Linked DNA regions of Homo sapiens: region 2 is linked to region 1. A link is an interaction called in ENCODE POLR2A ChIA-PET data of the cell type or tissue named here. Cell type or tissue: PC-9. All regions are shown on one strand. Links, peaks and the distances in the headings refer to the core of each region. The heading gives the core; the rest is flanking DNA.

Region 1 (9,035 bases), core at 754-8,753:
TCCTGACCTCAGGTGATCATCTGCCTCGGCCTTCCAAAGTGCTGGGATTACAGGTGTGAGGCACGGAGCCTAGCCTTCTTTCTTTCTTTCTTTTTTTTTTTTTTGGAGACAGAGTCTCGATCTATCACCCAGAATGGAGAGCAGTGGCGTGGTCTCAGCTCACTGCAACCTCCACCTTCTGGGTTCAAGCGATTCTCCTGCTTCAGCCTCCCGAGTAGCTGGGATTACAGGCATGCGCCACCATGCACGGCTAATTTTTTTGTATTATTAGTAGAGACAGGGTTTCACCATGTTGACCAGGCTGGTCTCGAACCCCTGACCTCAGATGATCCACCCACCTCGGCCTCCCAAAGTGCTGGGATTACAGGCATGAGCCACTGCACCCAGCCAGGCAGATTTCTCAGAACACAAAAACTTTAATCAGGAAAAAGTTGCTAAATTGGATTTTGTCAAAATGAAAAACATCCGCTCTTCGAAAGAAACTGAAAAGGCAAACTACAAACTGGAATAAAATATTTACAAACTATAGATATAAAGTAGTTGTATCTAAAATATATATAATACTGGCCGGGCACTGTGGTTCACATCTATAATTTCAGCACTTTGGAAGGCTGAGGTGGGCAGATCACTTGAGGTCAGGAGTCCAAGCACAGCCCGGCCAACATGGTGAAACCCTGTCTCTACTAAGAATACAAAAATTGGCTGGGCGCGGTGGTGGGCGCCTGTAGTCCCAGCTACTCAGGAGGCTGAGGCAGGAGAATCGCTGCAGTGAGTGGAGATCACTCCACTGCACTCCAGCCTGGGCAAAAGAGCTAGACTCAGTCTCAAAAATAATAATAATACATAATATATTTATAATAATCTCACAATTCAATAAGGAGACAGCCCCTACCCTTCCAAAAAAAAATGGGCAAAAGATTTGGCTACTTTGTCCAAGAAGATACATGGATGGCAATAAGCACTGAGAAAATGGTCAACATTGTTACTCAGTAGAGAAAGGCAAATTGAAAGTATAATAAGATGTGTGACTACACATCCACAAGTTACTCAAATTAAAAAGATTGGCCATTTCTAGCATTGGCAAGGATGTGGAGTAACTGGAACTCATATGTTGTTAGTTTGAATACAAAATAATAGTACAGCCAATTTGGAAAACGGTTTAGGTCTGACACAGTGGCTCACGCCTGTAATCCCAGCACTTCAGGAGGTCGAAGTGGGCGGATCACCTGTGGTCAGGAGTTCAAGACCAGCCTGGTCAACATGATGAAACCCTGTCTTTACTAATAATATAAAAAAAATTAGCCAGGAGTGGTGGTGTGTGCCTGTAATCCCAGCTACTTGGGAGGCTGAGGCAGGAGAATCGCTTGAACCAGGAAGGTGGAAATTGCAGTGAGCTGAGATCACGCCATTGCACTCCAGCTTGGGCAACAAGAGTGGAACTCCATCTCAAAAAAAAAAAAAAAGGAAAAAAAACGGTTTGGCAGTTTCTTTTAAAGTTAACCATGTATTCATGTAACTCAGAAATCCCTAGTGATTTGCTCCTCGATAGTTACTCAAGAGAAATAAAAACCTACGTCCACAGAAAAACTTGCACAATAACGTTCAGAGCAGCTTCACTCATACTAGCCCCAAACTGGAAACAATAAAAATTTCCATAATTAGATGAATAAATAATAAACTGTGGTGTATTCATGCAATGGACAACCATGGCATGATAAGCAACAATATGTTAAGTGAAATAATTAAGTAACAAAAAGAGTATCTGCACTACGACTCCATTTACTCACATTTCAAACAGAGCAAAAATAATAATAATAACCCTGCCCCATATTGTTTAGATATGTATACATAATTGGCAAAAACCATAGAGAAACAAAAGATATCATAAAATTTGGTCTAATGGGCCAGGTACAGTGGCTCATGTCTGTAATCCCAGCAATTTGGGAGGCCACAGCAGGAGGCTCACTTGAGCCTAGCAGTTTGAGACTAGCCTGGGCAACATAGCCTGGGCCCTACCTTTATTTAAAAAAAAAAAAAATTAGCCACCTGGTGGTATCCCAGCAACTTGGGAGGCTGAGGTGGGAGGATCACTTGAGCCAGGGAGGTCAAGGCTGCAATGAGCTATGATGACACCACTGCATTCCAGCCTTGGTGACAGAGTGAGATTGTGTCAAAAAAAAAAAAAAAAGTCTAAATGCTTACCTCCAAGGAGCACGACAAGCTAGCAATCTTCTCTGAGAAAGAGAAAGCTAGCAATCTTCTCTTTCTTGACCTCGGTGGTATTTTCATGATGTTTACTCCATATTTTATTAACTTTACATACATATTTTATATATACTTCTGTACATATACATTTTACTATTAAAATGTAGAAATAAAAAACTAAACACTATTTGACTGAATTATTATGAATCACTTAATGTCTAATATTTAAATGCTCAAGCATTTAAACATACAACTTTTTTTTTTTTTTTGAGACTGAGTTTCACTCTTTGTTGCCCAGCCTGGAGTGCAGTGGCATGATCTTGGCTCACTGCAACCTCTGCCTCCCAGGTTCAAGCAATTCTCCTGTCTCAGCCTCCTGAGTAGCTGGGATTACAGGTGCCCACCACCATGCCTGGCTAATTTTTGTATTTTTAGTAGCAATGGGATTTCAACATGTTGGCTAGGCTGGTTTTGAACTCCTGTCACACACGTCCATGTGGAGAGAGACCATCAAACAGGCTTTGTGTGAGCAATAAAGCTTTTTAATCGCCTGGGTGCAGGCGGACTGAGTCCAAAAAAGGAGTCAGCAAAGGGAGATAGACAAGGGTGAGGCAGTTTTATAGGATTTGGGTAGGTAGTGGAAAATTACAGTTAAAGGGGGTTGTTCTCTTGCTGGCAGGGGCGGGGGTTACAAGGTGCTCGGTGGGGAGCTTCTGATATTCATTGTCCAGGAGAAGGAATGTCACAAGGTAATGTCATCAGTTAAGGCAGGAACCGGCCACTGACCTCCTGATCCACCTGCCTCGGCCTCCCAAAGTGTTGGGATTACAGAGGGGACCCACCACACCTGGCCTATGACTTTTTTTTTAAAGGGGAAACACTGTGTCTTGTTTACCTTTGTATCAGTTTCCCAGTCTAACAAGTAGTCTACAAGTAATTGGAGACTTACCAATTGTTTGCTGAGCAGATTAAGATACATATTGTATAATGAAAGATAATTTGATATAATTTTAAAATTATTAATGTACTAGGTCACCTAAATGGAGACAAAAGGACATAATTATATGATTATATCACTTATAGGGAGTGATTTAAATTCACATTAATTCCTAAATTCCATGTGTTTAAAAACAAGATTTAATATCCAGACTATGGCAACACCATCTTTTACAAGTTATAGAATTTTGCAAATCAAATTATACATTGTTTTCACATTTTATCACAGTTACTATTTTTGCCAGTGTATTTGTTCTGTTAATTCATATACTGAAGAGAAAGGGCTAGAGTCTATACAACCACACCATTTCCAGTGAACACAATAATGCAGATGCTGGTATTTGTTTGTTTGTTTGTTTGTTTGTTTGTTTGTTTTGAGACAGTGTCTCACTCTGTCACCCAGGCTGGAGTGCAGTGGTGCAATCAGGGCTTATTGTAGCCTCAACCTCCCAGGCTCAAGTGATCCTCTCACCTCAGCTTCCTGAGTAGCTGGCACTACAGGCACATGCCACCATGTCTGGTTAATTTTTTTTTTTTTTTTTTTGTATTTAAGATGGGGTTTCACCACGTTACCCAGGCTGGTCAAGTAAAAATGTAAACAATATTTCCATATGAAGGCAACATGATTGCATATTTTGAAAAACCAAGTGAACTACCAAAAACAATTTGATAAAATAATAGAATAAGAGAACTAGCAAAACTGCAAGGTAAATTGACTAAACTGTATTGCCACATTCCAACAATAAAAATTAGAAATTACAGTGAGATAAATCGCATACATAATAATGAGAAACATTAAATATTTAATCTAGTCTCAAATGTCATCAATTGCAAGACATCATCAGTTTAAGACACCATCAGTTTATGAATTACCAAGAAAGAAAAAATGTAGGCCGGGCACGGTGGCTCACGCCTGTAATCCCAGAACCTTGGGAGGCTGAGGCAGACGGATCATGAGTTCAGGAGTTTGAGACCAGTCGGACCAACATGGTGAAACCCCGCCTTTACTAAAAATACAAAAATTAGCCGGGCGTGGTAGTGGGCGCCTGTAGTCCCAGCTACTCCGGAGGCTGAGACAGGAGAATCGCTTGAACGTGGGAGGCAGAGGTTGCAGTGAGTCAAGATTGTGCCACTGCACTCCACCCTGGGTGACAGAGTGAGACTCCATCTCAAAAAAAAAAAAAAAGAAAAGAAAAGAAAAGAAAAGAAAGAAAAAATGTTGCCAATTAAACTTAAACTGACAATGAATTCTCATTCTCGTCATTTAGAATTTTTATTTTGGCCGGGCGCGGTGGCTCACGCCTGTAATCCCAGCACTTTGGGAGGCCGAGGCGGGTGGATCACGAAGTCAAGAGATGGAGACCATCCTGGCCAACCTGGTGAAACCCCGTCTCTACAAAAAATACAAAAAATTAGCTGGGCGTGGTGGCAAGTGCCTATAGTCCCAGCTACTCAGGAGGCTGAGTCGGGAGAATCGCTTGAACCTGAGAGGCAGAGGTTGCAGTGAGCCAAAATCGTGCCACTGCACTCCAGCCTGGCAACAGAGTGAGACTCCATCTCAAAAAAAAAAAAAAAAAAAGAATTTTTATTTTACATTTATTGAAAGAGTTCTTTAGATTATTAAGATAGATTTTTATCATATTATTGTTGTACATTCATAAAAAGAAAACAGAAACTAAATAAATTAGTTAAGGTATATTAAAAATAATTTTATATTGATAGACTAATTCTTCTAAACCATTTTTGAATTCAGATACTGATGTCTGTTTTCTAACACAATATTGATGGGAAAGACTACACCATGACCTTGAGTGCCCCACGCCCTTGCAGGGTATGCCAAGAATGCAAGGCCCTGACCACTCCTTCCTTAGCTATTTCTTAGGGTGGTGTTTGCTGAGGTAATGTCCCAACAGTGAGCCAGCCTATTTGCCACTCACTGTAAAAATGATAAATCTCCCAGCTCAACTTTTTTCTCCTGTAACACAACCCAATTTGTCCATCTAGGCCACCTGTGTTGTCCCTGTGGGAATTGGGAGGCTTGGGAAACCTCATGAACATCACCTGAACATTCTGCCTATTGCTTTTGACTTGAAAAATGCAGCCTTTTTTCTCTAACCCCTGGAGTCTCATGTTTTCTGCCAGCATCCACCCCATGCTTAGATCCACACAATTTAACAGGTAGCTTGTTAGCTTGCGAGGAGGGTAAAATCTCAGACTCTTTAAAGACCTTAACAAATATCAACATCTGACCATCAAGAATGTTGGTGATGAGGTATTTCTTAAGGGCATTCTGTTATGGACTCAAGAAATTTCTGCCAAGTGGGCGACGGCCATTCTGCAAGTTATGATGCACATGCAGAGGCAATTACTAACAAGTGTTATACAACTGATCCCAGTTTCAGATGTTAAGTTGAGAAGTAGAGGTTCCCCTACTTTTTCCCCATATTTCATCCACATTTTAGAATGGATGAAATATGCTATGGTATCCATATGGTATAATGAATATTTTTTGTTTATTCATGACTCGTTCTTTAGCTTCCTGATACATTTAAAAATTTATTATATCAAGTACCCTAATAATTAGATACCCCAAATCAGGTTGAAATCAACTGCTTTTCCATCAATGGATGAATGGTATAATGGTTAGTACTGAGTGTTAACTTGATTGGATCGAAGGATACAAAGTATTGATCTTGGGTGTGGCTGTGAGGGTGTTGTCAAAAGATACTAACATTTGAGTCAGTGGACTGAGGAAGGCAGATTCACCCTTAACCTGGTGGGCCCAATATAATCAGCTGCCAACGAATGTAAAGCAGGCAGAAAAACGTGAAAAGGATAGCCTCCCAGCCTACATCTTTCTTCCATGCTGGTTGCTTCCTGCCCACGAACATTGGACTCCAAGTTCTTCATTTGTGGGGGCTCGGACTGTCTCTCCTTGCTCCTCTGCTTGCAGACAGCCTATTGTGATTCCTTGTAATCGTGTGAGTTAATACTTAATAAACTCCCGTGTGTGTGTGTGTGTGTGTGTGTGTGTGTGTGTGTGTGTGTGTGTGTATCTTCTATTCTGTCCCTCTAGAGAACCCTGACTAATACAGATTTTGGTACCAGGAGTGGTTCTAGAGGAACAGAATGTTAAGGATGGAGTTCTTTCATTTTTGGGGTTTCTGGATTTGGCTGCTTAATATGATTAGACCCAAAAATGCTAAGGACTCTACTTCTAATAGTATGGAGAACACTGATAGTCCTTGGTGTGAACTGTTTAGAGAGTTATACAAAATAAATGCATTTGGCACACCTGATTCACCACTCATGAGAGGCAAAGAGTTTAGTGACTCTATACATAATATCTTTGACCATATGTGGAGAACCAAGGAACATAATGAAGCTGGTTGGTTGCTTCTAAGTTCAATGGACAAAGTGATGAAAGAAAATGATAAACTCAGGGATTCTGTCTCCTGGCTTCAGAAACAGATACTGAGCCTCAAATCTGCTAAGATTGCCCTGAGTGAGAGTCGTATCTCCTGTAGAGAAAACTGAAATTGTGGAAAAACAGATACAAGCTCTTAACATGTGAGTGGCTGACCCCCAATGAAAGATACATGTACAGCTTTGCCAGGTGTCTACTGTTAAAGTGAGGGCATTCATGGGAAAAGACTGGGACCCTGAAACTTGGAATGTGGATTTGTGGGAGGACCCTGATGAAGTCGGGGACACTGAGTTTGTAAACTCTGATGAACGTTTTTTGCCAGAAGGAACAGCTTCCCCATCCCCAGTAGTAGCAGCATCCTCTCCTCGACCCATGCTGCCATCAGCCTTTCCACCTTTGTCTAAGGAGATAAACCCTGCACTGCCTGAGGCAATAGCGATGGCCTCCCCTGAGGCAGCTGCCAGGCAAGATAATGTTGATTCTCTTCAGGAGCTACCCCCAACACCTCTGTTTGCTTCAAGACCTATAATGAGACTAAAGTCCTAGTGGGCCCCTAGATGTGAGGTTGAGAGTGTGACCCATGAGGAGGTGCACTACACTCGAAAGGAGCTGTTTGAGTTCTCTAATTTATAGAAACAGAAACCCGGAGAACAGGCAGTGGAATGGATACTAAGGATATGGGATAATTGTGGAAGAAACATAGAATTGGATCAGGCTGAATTTATTGATTTGGCCCACTAAGTAAGGACTCTGCTTTTAATGTTGCAGCTTGGGGAGTTAAAAAAGGTTCTAATTGTTTACTTGCTTGGTTAGCAGAAATATGTATTAAAATATGGTCCACTGTGAGTGTGCTAAAATGCCTGATTTCCCTTGGTTTAATGTAGAGGAAGGGATCAAATGGCTTAGGGAGATTGGGATGGTGGAGTGCATTAGTGACTTTAGACCTACTCATCCCAGCTGGGAGGATCCAGAAGATATAGCCTTGACCAATGCCTTGCTAAATAGATTTCTGAGGGCAGCACCTGTATCTTTGAAGAGCCCTGTCATTCCTCTTCTCTGTATGTCAGATCTAAGAGTGGCAACCACAGTCACTCAACTACAAAATTTAAATACAATGGAAATAGGTCAGGCAGTTTGGCTCATGCCTGTAATCCCAGCACTTTGGGAGGCCAAGGTGGGTGGATCACCTGAGGTCAAGAGTTCAAGACCAGCCTGGCTAACATGGTGAAACCCCATCTCTACTAAAAACACAAAAATTAGCCAGGCGTGGTGGCGGGTGCCTGTAATCCTAGCTACTGGGAAGCTGAGACAGGAGAATTGCTTGAACCTGGGAGGTGGAGGTTGTAGTGAGCCAGGATTGAGCCACTGCACTCCAGCCTGGGCGATAAACCAAGACTCTGTCTCAGAAATAAAAATAAAAATAAAAAATAAATACAATGGAAATAACTGAATTCTGAGGTCACAGGGGCCAAGTGGTGGCACTCAACTGTCAAAGACAAGGTGGGCATAGCTACCATAATGGACAGCAGAGGCAAAACAGCAATCAGAATAGTTTGACTTGTGTAGAGCTCTGGCATTGGCTAATTAATCACGGTGCTCCTAGAAGTGAAATTGATAGGAAGCCTACTCCATTCCTACTAAATTTACACTAGCAGGAAATGTCTAGGTTGAATGGACAAAACACTGATTTGAATTATAAAAACAGAGAATCACGGCTCCTCAATCAATTTCCAGACTTGAGCCAATTCACAACCCAGAGCTCCTTGAATAAAGGGGAGGCCAGGTCCCTTTGAGGAAGGTCTCCACTACTTTACCAACAATGTTTTTTTTTTTTTTTTTGCGATAGAGTTTTGCTCTGTCACCCAGGCTGGAGTGCAATGGCATGATCTCGGCTCACTGCAAACTCCGCCTCCCAGGTTCAAGCGATTCTTCTGCCTCAGCCTCCTGAGTAGCTGGGATTACAGGCGTGTGCCACTAGGCCTGGTTAATTTTTGTATTTTTAGTAGAAGCGGGGTTTCACCATGTTGGCCAGGCTGGTCTTGAACTCCTGACATCAGGTGATCCGCCCGCCTCTGCCTCCCAAATTGCTGGGATTACAGATGTGAGCCACTGTGTCCAGCCCATTACCAACAATTTATGCAGTGAATCTTTCTCCCATCCTTCCACAAAGAGACCTTTGGCCTTTTACCAGGGTAACTGTGCATCAGGGAAAGGGAAATGATCAGACATTTGGGGGAATACTGGACACTGGCTCTGAGCTGACGTTGATTCCAGGGGACCCAAAACATCATTGTGGTCCTCCAGTTAAAGCAGGGGCTTATGGAGGTCAGGTAATTAATGGAGTTTTAGCTCAGGTCTGACTTACAGTGGGTCCAGTGGGCCCCTGGACTCATCCTGTGGTCATTTC
Region 2 (9,035 bases), core at 463-8,462, 110 kb before region 1:
GAGGCGGGAGAATGGCATGAACCCGGGAGGCGGAGCTTGCAGTGAGCCAAGATCGCACCACTGCACTCCAGCCAGGGCGACAGAGCGAGACGCCATCTCAAAAAAATAACAATAATAATAATAATGATGGGTTTTGGCCTGGCACAGTGGTTCACACCTGTAATCCCAGCACTTTGGGAGGCCGAGGCGGGCGGATCACCTGAGGTCACAAGTCCGAGACCAGCCTGGCCAACATGGCGAAACCCCGTCTCCACTAAAAATACAAAAAAATTAGCCAGGCGTGGTGGTGGTCACCTGTAATCCCAGCTACTCAGGAGGCTGAGGCAAGAGAATCACTTGAACCCAAGAGGCGGAGGTCACAGTGAGCTGAGATCACGCCATTGCACTCCAGCCTGGGCGACAGAGCAGGCCTCCGTCTCAAATAAAACAAATAATGAAAGGTTTTTTTCAAAAAATAGTACATGTAGATGGCTTTCTTTTCACCACAAAAAGTTTTCTTCCAAAGACTGAAAATATTTTTTGTCAGGCACACTGCCAAATACTGGATATTGCTGCTGTACAACGTTTTATTTTTTATTTTAGTTATTTTGTTTTATATTTTATATTTTATTTTATCTTATTTTATTTTAAGATGGAGTTTTGCTCTTGTCGCCCATTTTATTTTATTTTATTTTTTTTATTTTGAGATGGAGTTTTGCTTTTGTCGCCCAGGCTGGAGTGCAATGGTGCGATCTCAGCTCACCACAACCTCTGCCTCCCAGGTTCAAGCGATTCTCCTGCCTCACCCTCCCTACTAGCTGGGATTACAGGGGCCCAACACCACACCCAGATAGTTTTTCTATTTTCAGTCAAGACGGGGTTTCACCATGTTGGCCAGGCTGGTCACGAACTCCTGACCTTACGTGATTCACCTGCCTCAGCCTCCCAAAGTGCTGGGATTACAGGCATGAGCCATTACACCTGGCCCATTGTTGGTCTTAAAATGATAAATTGGGCCGGGTGCGGTGGCTCACACCTGTAATCCCAGCACTTTAGGAGGCAGGCAGATCACAAGATCAAGAGATCAAGACCATCCTGGCTAACATGGTGAAACCCCATCTCTACTAAAAATACAAAAATTAGCTGGGCGTGGTGGCGTACACCTGTAGTCCCAGCTACCTGGGGGGCTGAGGCAGGAAAATTGCTTGAACCGGGGAGGTAGAAGTTGCAGTGAGCTAAGATCGCACCCCTGCACTCCAGCCCAGCAATAAAGCGAGACTCCATCTCAAAAACAAAACAAAACAAAACAAAAAAACAAAAAGCGGGGCACAGTGGTTCACGTCTGTAATCCCAGCACTTTGGGAGGCCAAGGTAGGCAGATCACAAGGTCAGGAGTTCGAAACTAGCCTGGCCAACACAGTGAAACCCCATCTCTACTAAAAATACAAAAAATTAGCTGGGCGTGGTGGCATGTGCCTATAGTCCCAGCTACTCGGGAGGCAGAGGCAGGAGAATCGCTTGAACCGGGGAGGTGGAGGCTGCAGTGAGCCGAGATCATGCCATTGCACTCCAGCCTGGGCAACAGGGCGAGACTCCATCTCAAAAAAAAAAAAAAACAACAGTGATAAGTAGCATAACAACATTCTTTTCTCTCTTTGTTCTCTGAGATGGAATTTCACTCTTGTCCCCCAAGCTGGAGTGCAATGGGGGTATATCAGCTCACTGCAACCTCTGCCTCCCGACTTCAACTGAAGCCACTGCCTCAGCCTCACGACTAGCTGGGATTACAGGCCCCTGCACCATGCCCAGCTAATTATTGTATTTTTAGTTGAGATGGGGTTTCACCATGTTGGCCAGGCTGGTCTCAAACTTCTGACCTCAGGTGATCTGCCCGCCTTGGCCTCCCTAAGTGCTGGGATTACAGGCATGAGCCACCGCGCCCAGCCAACATTCTTTTCTCTTTTTTAATATACTTGCATGAGGTATACATAGTACTTAAACCAATAAAAGAACAAATATCTGAGCTTCTTACCCAGTGTTTTGCGACTTCTTTCCACAGCTGTCCTTCGAGTTTGTTCAAACATTGCTTCCAAGTCAAATGTGCGAGCTTTTTTACCTAAAACATGAACAAATGGGAGACTGTGATTGTCTTGCAGTAAGTTGGCCAAACTTTAGGTGATCAATACTGATCAATAAACACTTACTTTGTCTAGTTTATAGCATGGCTCCAATATAACCATAATATATCACAGAAGAAGGAGTTTGAGTCACAGAAAACTTCTGCTGACAATCCCTTCACTAAGTACTATTAACCAGGCAACTTTCCCATCCTCCTCTAGATCCCTACCCTATGAAACAACAACACTGATGTGGGGAGGCAAAATGGAGAATGCCCCAAAAGTTACCCTTTGCAATATAATTAAGGTTATGGACTTTTAAATAGGGAAACTATCCTATTTGGCCCTTAAAGGCAAAGATGCAGAACAGCTATGGCAGAAGAAGTCAGAGAGATCCAATGTCTGAGAAGAATTTGAGGCATTATAGTTGGCTTGAAGACGAAAGGGGCAACATGAGAAGTAATGCAGGTACTTTAAGGAGCTAAGAGGGAAACAGAAATCTCAGCCCTCTAACAAGGAACTGGATGAGCATGGAAACATTCTCCTCCTCCCCCAGTAACTTTATCAAAACTCTTAAAATTTTCCCCTATTTGGCACAAACATATGGACAACTTTCTCACTCCTGAGTAAAGGAATGATGTACTAAAATGAAGGATTTATACCGGGTGGGGTGGCTCATGCCTGTAATCACTTTGAGAGGCTCAGGTGGGCGGACTGCTTGAGCTCAGGAGATTGATCAGCCTGGGCAACATGGTGAAACCTCGTCTCTACCAAAAGTATAAAAAATTAGCCAGGTGTGGTGGCACACATCTGTGGTCCCAGCTACTCAGGAGACTAAGGTGGGAGGATGGCTTAAGCCTGGGAGGAGGAGGCTGCAATGAGCGAAGATCGCACTAGTACACTCCAGCCTGGGTGACAGAGCGAGACTCCATCTCAAAAAATAAAAAAAGAATAGAAAAGGCTGGGCACAGTGGCTCACGCCTGTAATCCCAGCACTTTCGGAGGCCGAGACGGGCGGATCACGAGGTCAGGAGATCGAGATCATCCTGGCTAACACGGTGAAACCCTGTCTCTACTAAAAATACAAAAAAAAAATCAGCCGGGCGAGGTGGCGGGCGCCTGTAGTCCCAGCTACTCGGGAGGCTGAGACCGGAGAATGGCGTGAATCCGGGAGGCAGAGATTGCAGTGAGCCGAGATCTTGCCACCGCACTCCAGCCTGGGCGACTGAGCGAGACTCCGTCTCCAAAAAAAAAAAGAATGAATAGAGAAACTACAGAACTAGTATGTGTGAACACAACCCAAGGCCAATATGTGTAAGTCTACTGTTTAATTACTATCATAGAATTAATACACGCTGGTCAAAAGAAAACAAGAAGACCTTGAGAAAAGGTTCAGGGAAGTTAGAATCCCAATGTTTGGATGAACAGCATTTATAATTTTAAAATGGAAAATAAAGAGAAATCATTTTTCATGTATCAGTCTACTAAGTTTTGTTTTCATTTTTTAAATAATTTTCTTTTTAAATAATAATACCTACTCTGTGTTGGTAGGGATATGGTAAAAATGGCATTCTTAATTCTGTTAACTTTGGTATAACCTGGAACAAGTTTTTTGATGGGTATTACGGCAATAAGCATCAAGAAGCTTTAAAAGGCACATACCCAATTTTTCAGCTTTTTAAGTATTTATATTTCTGAATAAACTACACTCTCTTTTAGAAATCTACCCTACCGAATTACGTATTTTTAAAAATCCTCGTACAAATGCTGTTATTTACAAAAATGTTCATTTTAGCATTATTGGTGACTTAAAATTAGAAAAATCCTTTCTCTTCCTCTCTCTCCAGACTCTCATAACTGTCATCTGAGTTGGTTCCAACGGATAACGCAGAATAGAAGACAAATGGGAGAAGAATATTGACAAACTGCAAGGTATGCACCCGAGCTACAATAATTCCGAGTTGACAGCTCGATCTCCACTCCCACTCTGCGGATCTTCAAACCTCTGCACAAGGAAGAGGGTCTCTGCCTGGGGCAGTCACTCACCGAACCCCGTGAAGCCCATGGTGACCGCAAGCTGCGGGTCCGGTCCCGACGCGTCTGAGCCTGTCACTGGAGCAAGAGGAAAAGAGAGGCGGCCTAGTTAGTGCGGCGCCCCAGCTCCCCCGACACGGCCCACCCCGCCCGGACTCGCCTCATGAAACCCACCTTCGCTGGGCCCAGAGCGCTCCATGGCTGGCCGCACACCCCAGAACCAGCCACAGGGACAGCCCAAACAACTGCAGGGGAACTTGCCAATAACTTGCGGCAAATGCTGGAGGAAGTACCGCCTTCAAGCTACAGCGGCGCCGCCGAAGCCAAGAGCGGCGCCTTCCGCAGAGGGACCGCGGCTTTCTGCGCGGCACCGCCCTACCGGACAGGCGGGAAAGCGCCGCGCAACTCAGACCACTGGAGGGGAGAAGTAGTATCTGGAGTTTCTATAACATCCTTTCCCTTTTTTTTTTTTTTTTTTTAAGCCAGAGCCTCTGTCGCCCAGGCTGCAGTACAGTGGCGTAATCTCAGCTGACTGCAACCTCTGCCTCCCGGGATCAAGCGATTCTCCTGCCTCAGCCTCCCGAGTAGCTGGGATTACAGGTGCCGGCTAATTTTTGGTTTTTTGTTTTGGTTTGTTTTTTTTTTGTTTTTGTTTTTGTTTTGAGACGGAGCCTCTGTCGCCCAGGCTGGAGTGCAATGGCGTGATCTCGGCTCACTGCAACCTCCGCCTCCCGGGTTCAAGCGATTCTCCTGTCTCAGCCTCCCAAGTAGCTGGGATTACAGGCGTCCACCACCACGCGCAGCTAATTTTTTGTATTTTTAGTAGACACGACGTTTTGCCATGTTGGCCAGGCTGGTTTCGAACTCCTGGCCTCAAGTGATCCGCCTGCCTCGGCCTCCCAAAGTGCTGGGATTACAGGCGACACCCTTTGCTTTTTTTTTTTTTTTTTTTTTTTTTGAGGCAGAGTCTCACTCTGTTGCCCAGGCTGGAGTGCAATGGCGTGATCTCGGCTCACTGCAACCTCTGCCACCCAGGTTCAAGCTCTTCTCTTGCCTCAGTGTCCTGAGTAGCTGGGATTACAGGCGCCTGCCACCACACCCGGCTAATTTTTGTGTATTTAGTAGAGACGGGGTTTTGCTATGTTGGCCAGGCTGGTCTTGAACTCCTGACCTCAGGTGATCTGCCCACCTTGGCCTCCCAAAGTGCTGGGATTACAGGCCCCGTGCCACCGCGCTCTGCCTTTTTGTTGTTGTTGTTGTTGTTGTTGACTGAGTCTCCCTCTGTTGCCTTGGCTGGAGTGCAGTGGCGTGATCTCAGCTGACTGCAACCTCTGCCTCCCAGGTTCAAGCGATTCTCTTGCCTCAGCCTCCCGAGCAGCTGGGACTACAGGTGTGCGCCACCATGCCCGGCTATTTAGTATTTGAGACTACAGGCACCCGCCACCACGCCCAGCTAATTTTTTCTATTTTTAGTAGAGGCAGGGTTTACACCGTGTTAGCCAGGATGGTCTCAATCTCCTGACCTTGTGATCTGCCCACCTCAGCCTCCCAAAGTTCTGCGATTAAAGGCGTGAGCCACTGCACCTGGCCTGTCAGTCTAAAGTTTACAAGGCTAATCGTGTGCTCAGGATTGTCCTTCTTAAACAGAATGTGGGAGTTCAACACTTTAACGTTTAGAAGGTGGAGAAGAATCTCTTTCTTTTTGAGACAGAATCTCACTCTGTCACCCAGGCTGGAATGCAGTGGCACAATCTCGGCTCAATGAACCTCCACCTCCTGGGTTCAAGCGATTCTTGTGCCTCAGCCTCCTAAGTAGCTGGGATTACATGTGACCGCCACCACACCCGACTTTTTTTTTTTTTTTTGAGACAGAGTCTCGCTCCATTGCCCAGACTGGAGTGCAGTGGCGCGATCTCAGCTCACTGCAACCTCCGCCTCCTGGGTTCAAGCAATTCTGCCACAGCCTTGCGAGTAGCTGGGATTACAGGCCCTGCCACCACCCCTGGCTAATTTTTGCATTCTTAGTAGAGACAGAGTTTCACCATGTTGGCCAGGCTGGTCTCAAACTCCTGACCTCAAGTGATATGCCCGCCTCAGCCTCCCAAAGTGCTGGGATTACAGACGTGAGCCACTGTGCCCGGCCTAATTTTTGTATTTTTTGTAGAGATAGGGTTTCATCATGTTGCCCATGCTGGTCTTGAACTCCTGAGCTCAAGCGATCCACCCGCCTCAGCCTCCCTAAGTGCTAGGATTACAGGCGTGGGCCACTGCACACAGCCTATGAAAGAATATCTTATACCAAACCTTGTACCTTTGGCGCTAAGCTGGATAAGAAGTGAGCATCTGATCAGCCAAGTCCACTGCTCCCATATTATCGTTATAATCCACAATGACACATGGCTTCTTAGTTTTCTTTCCATCTGTTGTCTACTTCAATCACAGTATCATTGTGGAATATTGACAACATTGTGACTGCCTTGTTGTCACACCATTTCAGTGCCATAAGTTCACCATGGAATTAACATCACACATAGGAATGCTATGTTTTCTAGGATTTGACATTTTCAGCAGTCGAGAATTACTATATTTTGTAAATGGAAATTCCACTACTAAAAACAGAATGCTATAAATAGAATAATGTCTTTTGTTTCCAAAGTCAATATAATAGAGTGATGCAAAAATAATAAAATAGTAGACACAAACTTTGGGGGTTAAGTCGGGACTGTAATCTGTGAGTTATCTTGGGGTAAAGGCTGCAGCTGCAAGCACCATCAGAGAGTATTCTCAGGGAAAATGGGAAATGGGTTAACAGTGGGTAAATCTACGGTGCCTGTAGTGTATTCGTTTTTTTGTTTTTTTGGTTTTGATACAGAGTCTCGCTGTTGTTGCCCAGGCTGGATTGCAATGGCGCAATCTTGGCTCACTGCAACCTCTGCCTTCCAGGTTCAAGCGATTCTCCTGCCTCAGCCTCCTGAGTAGCTGGGATTACAGGCATGCGCAACCAGACCGGCCAATTTTTTTTGTATTTTTAGTAGAGATGGGGTTTCCCCATGTTGGTCAGGCTGGTGTCTAACTCCTGACCTCAGGCAATCTGCCGGCCTCGGCCTCCCAAAGTGCTGGGATTACAGGCGTGGCCCACCACGCCCGGCCAAATTCTTACAATTTTATGTTGTCTTAGCATTTATTTTGAATATAAGTTGGACTTTCTCATATCAGAAACAGGGTTCAGTCACCCTTGACACCGTTTCTAGTTCTACACCTCCTCCCAGTTCCTCAATGTGATCAATCCAGGTATCTATTGTGTAAAACTTCCTCCTGGTGCCCGCCTCCCCATAGGATAAATACATACAGCCTACTTCACCGGCCCTGCTGACACTGACGTCCTACATGGACTGTGCAGATATGCCACAGTGACTACCTCGGTCACAGCATGACTTCCAAGAACGGGGTGTCCAATCTTTTGGCTTCCCTAGGCCACAATGGAAGAAGAAGAATTGTCTTGGGCAACACATTAAATACACTAACAACAGCTGAGAACTTTAAAAAAATCACAAATCTCACAATGTTTTAAGAAAGTTAACGAATTTGTGTTGGGCCACATTCAAAGCCATTCTGGGCTGACAAGCTTGTCCTCAAATTTGTGCATGCTTGCTTTAAACCCACCAATTAAAGTGTGGGAATTCCTCTTGGGAAATCTATTTGGAAAACACCATGAACCCAATAAATGCATTGGCTCATGAGTCCCTCTTTGTCTTTCCCTGACTGCATTCCTTGACCTCCAGGTGCGCCAGATGCCCCGCCAGGCATGTAAGTAATAAAATCTTTGTTTATATCTGTGTTTCTACTAATCATTGAAGAAGCATGCTCTATCTTAAAATTCCTAAATTAAAACAGTCCCTTAAAATAAATCAAGGCAGTAGGATTCAAAATGTTGTAGTAGTCACTGTATTTTTCAGTTACATAGGCGTTGTAAGCAAAATCAGTTTCCCTTAGGAATATCCTTAATAAAGCCATAAACAGTATTCATTTCGTTAAACCCTGACCCTTAATTATACGTCTTTTTAACCTTCAGTATGACAAAATGAGAAGTAATCATAAAGTATGTTTTTAAAAAAATTTCTTACAGATGGGGTCTCACTGTGTTACCCAGACTGGAGTGCAGTGGCTATTTACAAGTTCAGTCATGAAGCACTTTAGCCTCAAACTCCTGGACTCAAGCGATCTTCCCCTGCCTCAGCTTCCTGAGTAGATGGGACCACAGGCATACGCCACCATGCCCAGCTAATGCATATCTAAGTAGAATGGTCATCGAAAAGAAAACCACTTGTAATTGAGTGGTTAGCTTTTTTCATGGAACATTATTTTTACCTGAAAGAATGACTCACAAAGTACAGTTGTTCATATTTAAGTATTTGGCAAACATTTTTTCAAAAATAAATGAAATGAGTTTATCACTTTAAGAAAAACAGGTCAGGCATGGTGGCTTACACGGGTAATCCCAGCACTTTGGAAGCCGAGGTGGGAGGATCACCCAAGGCCAGGAGTTCGAGACCAGCCTGGCCAACATGGTGAAACCCCGTCTCTACTAAAAATACAGAAAATTAGCCAGGCGTAGCTGGGTGCGGTGGCTCACGTCTGTAATCCCAGCGCTTTGGGAGGCCAAGGCGGGTGGATCACCTGAGGTCAGGAGTTCAAGACCAGCCTGACCAACATAGTAAAACCCCCGTCTCTACTAAAAATACAAAAAAATGAGCTGGGCATGGTGGTATGTGCCTGTAATCCCAGCTACTCGGAAGGCTGAGGCAGAATTGCTTGAACCTGAGAGGCAGAGGTTGCAGTGAACAGAGATCATGCCACTGCACTCCAACCTGGGCAACAAGAGCAAAACTCCATCTCAAAAAAAAA

Evidence for each region. ChIA-PET counts read pairs that join two places held together with the same protein. Peaks named below come from ENCODE experiments on the same cell type or tissue, not always from the same donor. Only the 100,000 strongest peaks of a DNase experiment are listed, where the experiment ranks them.
Region 2: POLR2A ChIA-PET joins it to region 1 with 11 read pairs; 7 of 35 experiments call an interaction of 5 or more read pairs at or near these places.

Annotation. Positions count from the first base shown.
Region 1 is chr5:37,268,789-37,277,823 of GRCh38, reverse strand. No RefSeq gene overlaps it. Among named protein-coding and RNA genes, the nearest start is that of CPLANE1, 24 kb to the right of the region's middle. In PC-9, for the core only: no CTCF peak of the experiment used is centred there; a DNase peak (open chromatin) is centred at 5,063; H3K27ac peaks cover 1,926 bases.
Region 2 is chr5:37,374,662-37,383,696 of GRCh38, reverse strand. WDR70 (WD repeat domain 70) reads right to left here and starts at 4,379. Exons shown (of 18, transcript NM_018034.4): 1 at 4,305-4,379; 2 at 4,143-4,208; 3 at 2,012-2,095. The coding sequence starts at 4,329. In PC-9, for the core only: a CTCF peak has its summit at 4,445; a DNase peak (open chromatin) is centred at 4,486; H3K4me3 peaks cover 1,965 bases.